Linked DNA regions of Homo sapiens: region 2 is linked to region 1. The links are chromatin contacts, found by Hi-C or POLR2A ChIA-PET in ENCODE. All regions are on one chromosome and are shown on one strand. Each heading gives the region's core, a stretch centred on a gene start or an enhancer-like site at or near the end of the contact. The rest is flanking DNA. Distances are from core to core; before and after follow the strand shown.

Region 1 (3,203 bases), core at 34-2,533:
CTTCCCAGTCTGGCCTTATAACTACTGTTGGGGATGAGGTCCCCAGGTGGACAGGGAGAATGCACCTCCACCTCCAGGACATAGCACCCTTCCCTGTGACTCAAAGAAACCCCCATGCTCCCCACTCTGCCCCTGTTCCAGCCAGGCAGGGCCCCTCCCAGCACAGCCTCCCACCCTGTAAGCTCTGGGCTCAGTTCCATGAAGCCCATTTGAACCCAAGACCCTGAATGAGTTCTCGAAGCTGCTCCAGCCCACATGGACAAGGTGGAACTGACAGCCAGATCAGGGGGGCCGTGCCTGTGTGGCCTCACTTCGTTCTCACTGGTATAGGACCAGAGGCTACCCAGAGGTTCTGAGAGATGCAGGATGGAGCAGGGCCTCAGGTGCCCAGCAGAGCTGCTCCCTCCAGCCCCAGAGACCTCTCTTGTTGGGCCCCCTGTTGTGGTAGCAGGTCAGGGTCCTCAGCAGAGGGCTGGCTGGCGTGTACTCAAGGTGCACAGCAGCTCACTATGAAGCCTAAGGCCTGGAACTCTGCCAATCCCAGGCCCGGCACTGACGGCTGGCCTCACAGCGCCCGCCTGCCCTATGCCTGTGCCTCCCAGAGGCAGGCCACTGCGGGGCGGGGCCCTGCGGCACCCCTCCCCCACCTCAGGAAGGACAGGCACAGCTGGAGGGGGTGGGGCCAGCCCCCGAGTGCAGGGGGCTCCTTTGGCAGGAGCCTCCTCCACTGCCAAGACCAATGACGCAGGGCCTGCTACTGGCCAATCCTCGGCCACCACAGGACACTTGCTCCTGGGGAGGGCAGGTGCCAGTAAGGAGTGGCTCCTCCCTCCTCGAAGCAAGCGGGACTAGTGCCCCCAGCACAACAGGGCTGGCGGCCACCGCACAGCAAGCACAGACCCAGGAGCAAAGTTGTCAGGAAGAAGAAAGCGCGACAGATGACTCCTGCAAAGAGCAGTGGGGGGTACATTAGAACACTTCCTAAAAGTAGGTGAAGAGGCTAGGTCACCCTGACTGGCAAATGAGGATTCATTTCAAAATTCCCAGTGACAGGGGAGAGTGAGGGGAAGGCAGCTCCGGTGGCGGAAGTTCCAGGCAAGGGTTGTGCGGGAGCTGCCAGTGCATGGAGAGTAGCCCCGTCCTGGGGGCTGAGATCCTCTGCCGGCTGCTGCCTGCACAGACAGATCCCAACAGCAGTGTGCCCATTTGAAAGAGGAGAGCACTGAGGCTGCCAGGGCTGCCTGAGACACAAGGTTGAAGGTCAGCCTCACCCTCCTCCTCACTCTCTCCAAACACCCCAGGCCGGACTGCAAGCCAGCACAGATGAGCAGCACCAGCAAGGCTGAGTGGGCATCGGTCTCCTCTGATACGTCCCGCACACACTGGGCTGGCAGGTGGTGGGGGCGTAGCCCAGCTCTTCCTCAACTAGGGGCCAAAAAGGACAGGTTCCAGCCACACTAGAGACCCCACACAGGTACAGCGCAGCTCTGACCGGGAGCACCTCCATGGGCTTTAGGGCAGATAGGAATGCTGCTTTATTTTCGTAAAATGCCACCATCCAACTGGCCTGAGAGCCTCAGGCAGAAAACATGTTCTAGAACAATTCCAAAAGGCTGACTGATGCTGTGGCAGGAACCAGAACTCTTAAAGAGGACTTGGGGGACAAACAGAAGGCACCCAGCACACTTCTGGCACACCAGGCCAGTACGCATCTCTTGATAATTAAAAGAGAAATTAAGTACATGACACAAATCATAAAACCAAACCCCTGAGATCACAATGCTAATACTAACTCTACCATAAAATGCCATCTGTGGCACCCATCACTAACATACCCATAGTAACACCCTTATTTCAGACAGGAAGAAAGTGAGGCTTCGCAGTAAGTGGGTTAAAGCACTGGCGGGAGCAGCAGGGCTGATGCTCTTAACGGTGGATTTTAGGCGTCTTTCTGCCTCCTCACCCGACAGCAGCTCACCGAGCCTCCACTGTGGGCTGGGGACTCAGTGGTGAACAAGACAGAGGGAACACCATCCACCCCCATGCTGGAAAACGAGCGAAATGACAGAGGGTGTTGGTGACGGTGCTGTGGGGACACGAGGCAGAGCACGGGGCAGTCAGAGCACACAGAGGGACGGGGGCTGGGTGGAACGGGCGGCACCGGAAGCCAGCCCTGAAGGAGACAGGGCCTGAGCGGAGACATGTGCTGGGGGAAGCACTGGCCCAGGCCGGAGGGGAGGAATCTGGCTTGCTCTAAAGGATCACCTGGCTGGAGGACTGCAGGGCAGGGGAGCGGTTCCTATGGTGCAGCTACACTGGGGAAGGGGACAGAGCAGAGGGGAGTTGGGGCACTCCGGAGGGGGTTGCTTTCTTTCACTTGTTTTTGCCTGAGCAACTGGACCAGTGGGGCTGGCTTTTCTGAGATGGGGAGGAGCAGATTTGAGGAAGGAAGGTTGGGCTACAGTTCGGATGTGCTGAGTGCGAGGCCCACGATGAGCCCCACGGAGATGCTGAGGAGCAGAGCCCTGAACCTGGGGGCAGCCACTGTCCTCAGGAGGCACAGGGCACCTCAGGGCACCTCTTCCTATCAGGAAGGAAGAAGGGCCCATGAAGCAACCAGTGCTGAGTCAGATGATGACAACGGGGTCCAGGTGCTAGCCTCGCTAGCTGTGAGCTGCGCCCAACACTCAAGACACAAGGACCCTGTAGGCACACAGCTGCAGCAAGCCTGCGCCCAGGTGCCCACCTCCAGAGCGCCCCTGTGGCCCTGCCCTTCACACAGATTGATGCACAGCACAGATGGGCCTCTGGACCCAGAACCCCTGTCTACTCTCCTCCCGGCAGCATAGCCCGAGGAAGCTCCCAAAGCCACATCCTGGATCTGTACCCCCTTCAGTGGCTCTCCCACTTCCTAAGAGTCAAACCAGGGTACCTTGTTGTGGCCCAGAAGGACCTGTTGAGGGGGTAAGGAGAGAATAGGTGGGCCAAGTTTTGGCATTGGCAGAGCCTGCCTGACAAGCATACTTCTTTCCCATGCAGAACAGACACCTCCATCTGCTCAGAACTGTGGCCCGAGCCACTTCCTGACGCACATCTCTGAGTAACAGTGACTAGGACTCATTCCGGAAGGAAGCCACACCGGAAACAGCAGCTCTGGACTTCTCAATGTCAAACTTCATTAAGGCCAAGTACGAGAGATACAA
Region 2 (3,221 bases), core at 722-3,221, 41 kb after region 1:
GCAGTGAGCCAAGATCGCGTCACTGCACTCCAGCCTGGGTGACAGAGCCAGACTCCATCTCAAAAAAAAAAAAACAACAAAAACAAAAAGAATAGAGAAATGCAAGGCTGTACACATACTCCACACCTCCTTGACAATGTATAGTATCAGACAATAAAAGTATGATTGGAAGATGCAAGAAGAGCAAGGGCTCCTCAGAGTGTTTCACAGAACTGTCAACTGTCCTCACCACTATCCCCAGCCCTTACAGGATAAACTGAGGCCAAGATGGAGGAAGCAATGCCTCCCTGAAGTCTTAGATGTCACAGAAGGGACACCGAGGCTTGGGGAAAGCAGGTGCCAGGTGGACGTGGGGCTCTGCCAGCTAGGAGGAGTTCTGCTTGTGTGGCCCAACAGCCAGCTTCCAGGGAGCAAGCAGAGAGAAAAACTGTGCTGGTGGGGGCTGGCACCTGGGGAACCCTGCTCCAAGAGGAGCCAGATAGCAAAGGCCAAACCGCCTGCCTCCTGCGGTGGGAAGCAAGCAATCCCAGAGCCTTGAAATATGCTTGCTGTTTCTGCCTCAAATGGCGTTTTCCTTGCTGGGAAGAGGCTTCAGTATGAAAATGCTGATATGTTATAAAGAACAATGTAAATTTCACTAGAATCACTGCCTAAAAATAAGAAGGTCTGGCTGGGTGCAGTGGCTCACGCCTGTAATCCCAGCACTTTGGGAGGCCAAGGAGGACAGATCACCTGAAGTTAGGAGTTCGAAATCAGCCTAGCCAACATGGTGAAACCCTAGTCTTTACCAAAAATACAAAAATTAGCTGGGCATGGTGGTGGGAGCCTGTAATCCCAGCTACGTGGGAGGCTGGGGCAGGAGAACTGCTTGAACCCAGGGGGTGGAGGTTGCAGTGAGCCAAGATTGCACCACTGCACACTCCCAGCCTGGGCAACAGAGTGAGACTCTGTCTCAAAAAAGAAGAAAAAAAAAAAAGAGAGAGAAGGTCTGAAGAAATCTGTCAGACTACACAGCCTTAGGCTAGGTCCTCAGCAGACTTTACCTGCATCACCCCCAGAGTAAGACGGGGCCCCACAAGAGGCTGAACTCTGCCACACAGAGCCCATGTCCAACACGGACTAGGATGTCTTTCTTCCCTCGCACACAGTAGAGTGGCTGCACACATCAGGCTTCATGTCAGCAGGCAGGCAAACAAACACAGGGCCGGGACACACTCCACCCTCCACAATTCTAAGCCGTTGGTCCTTGAGAACCCAGCCATCCAACCCAGAGAAGCGCGCTGCTCTCAGTGTGGTCAGGGTCCCAAGTCAACCACAAAGTGTCACTGAAGCACAGCGCTGCCTAGACAACCCAACCTACATGCAAGACATGCCCTGGGAAACTGGTATGGACAGGCGAAGGGACAGTACAGGCCAGAAGGGGTGAGGAGGGGCAGGGCCATAGGGGCAGGGGCGTTAGTTCACTCATCCATTCAACTGGCTTTCACTGGGCCAGCCTTCTCTTCCTCCAAGGAGGCCTACTGCCCTCACCTCCCTGGCCCTCCCTCCCTCTATCTCAAGCCACCTCAAGCAGATCCAGACCCTACCTAACCCCTATGCCAGCACTAACATGCAGCCAAGCCAGGCCCTGCTTGTCTCTGTCCCCAGAATGGGACTGCTCGTGCATCCTCACAGTCCAGGCCTCCCCCATTGTCCGTCGGGCATTGCTGAGGCAGGATGGGGAGGACCTGACCCTCAACGGAGAAAGTTACCGCTAGGCACCTGGATTCAAACTGCTAGAGAAAAGCGCACTTCTGAAAACTTTGGGGACACCAAGAGAATCATCTCTAATATGTTGACAAGAGGTTTTGTTACTGAAAGAGGAAACAGTGGCTAACAATTACTGAATTCTTTATTTGGTGCCAGGCAATGTGCCAACACGTTACATGCCTGATTTCATTTAATCCTCATAACCACAGAACGAGGTACTGTCATCATACCAACACTCATACGAGGGACTGTCATCATACCCACACTCACACGAGGGACTGTCATCGTACCCACACTTCACACGATGGAACCCACACTGTTATCAGCACTTCATGCAAGGGACTACCGCCGATATCCACACCTGACAGAAGAGAAAACCGAGGTTAAAAAAAGTCAAGATGGGGCTGGTCGCGGTGGCTCACACCTGTAATCCCAGCACTTTCGGAGGCCAAGGCGGGCGGATCACGAGGTCAGGAGATCGAGATCAGCCTGGCTAACACAGTGAAACCCCATCTCTACTAAAAATACCAAAAAAAAAAAAAATTGGCCAGGCGTGGTGGCGGGCGCCTGTAGTCCCAGCTACTTGGGAGGCTGAGGCAGGAGAATGGCGGGAACCTGGGAGGCAGAGCTTCCAGTGAGCCGAGATCGCGCCACTGCACTCCAGCCTGGGTGACAGAGCGAGACCCCGTATCAAAAAAAAAAAAAAAAAAGTCAAGATGGGCTGGGCGCGACGGCTCTCGCCTGTAATCCCAGCACTTTGGGAGGCCGAGGCGGGCGGATCACCTGAGGTCAGGAGTTCGAGACCAGCCTGGCCAACATGGTGAAACCCCGTCTCTACTTAAAAAAAAAAAAAAAAAAAAAAAACTAGCTGGATATAGTGGTGCGTGCCTATAATCCCAGCTACTCAGGGGGCTGAGACAGGAGAATCGCTTGAACCTGGGAAGTAGAGGTTGCAGTGAGCTGAGATCACACCACTGCACTCCAGCCTGGGTGACAGAGTGAGACTCTGTCTCAAAAAAAAAAAAAAAAAAAAAAAGTCAAGATGGTTGCCCAAGGTCACACACTTAATAAGTCAGATGGGAATCCAGACCCAGGTCAGCCACCTCCTAGGCCCAGGCTCAAACCTGAACCGCTGTACCATTGAGAACAATCTGATTGAGACGGTCCTAGGACTGGATCCTTCCCAAGGCTCTGGGAAAACTTCCTCTACCAAAGATGTAGGTAGGCATCATCCAGGGCGGTGACTTACACCTGTCTCAGCACTTTGGGAGGCCAAGGCAGGCGGATCACCTGAGGTCAGGAGTTCAAGACCAGCCTGGCCAACATGGCAAAACCCCATCTCTACTAAAATACAAAAATTAGCTGGGCATGGTGGCTTGTGCCTGTAATCCCAGCTATTCGAGCAGCTGAGGCACAACAATCACCTGAACCTGGGAGGCGGAGGCTGCAGTGAACTGAGATTGCACCACTGC

What was found. A loop is a pair of places that touch in the nucleus more often than their neighbours do. ChIA-PET counts read pairs that join two places held with the same protein, here RNA polymerase II (POLR2A). Pooled maps may share reads with other maps.
Region 2: a loop to region 1 is called in a map of endothelial cell of hepatic sinusoid, with 13 times the contacts of the local background. The contact joins two enhancer-like sites. A Hi-C loop is called at or near these places in 17 of 168 maps with a recorded cell type or tissue (CD14-positive monocyte, GM11168, HepG2 and 11 more), 5 of 37 single-sample maps with no recorded cell type and 11 of 50 pooled maps. POLR2A ChIA-PET finds 5 or more read pairs at or near these places in 22 of 52 experiments (AG04449, B cell, CD4-positive, alpha-beta T cell and 17 more).

Annotation. Positions count from the first base shown.
Region 1 is chr19:19,459,876-19,463,078 of GRCh38, reverse strand. The region is part of intron 1 of GATAD2A (GATA zinc finger domain containing 2A); the gene reads right to left. Among named protein-coding and RNA genes, the nearest start is that of MIR640, 26 kb to the right of the region's middle. RefSeq lists enhancers at 24-805, 1,929-2,068, 2,399-2,518, 2,829-3,048, 2,945-3,203. Within about 2 kb of position 1,283, at least 6 of the 41 ENCODE cell types and tissues checked have a DNase peak (open chromatin) inside an H3K27ac peak, as active enhancers do.
Region 2 is chr19:19,419,570-19,422,790 of GRCh38, reverse strand. All of the region lies in intron 1 of GATAD2A (GATA zinc finger domain containing 2A), which reads right to left. Among named protein-coding and RNA genes, the nearest start is that of MIR640, 14 kb to the left of the region's middle. RefSeq lists an enhancer at 1,870-1,929. Within about 2 kb of position 1,971, at least 4 of the 41 ENCODE cell types and tissues checked have a DNase peak (open chromatin) inside an H3K27ac peak, as active enhancers do.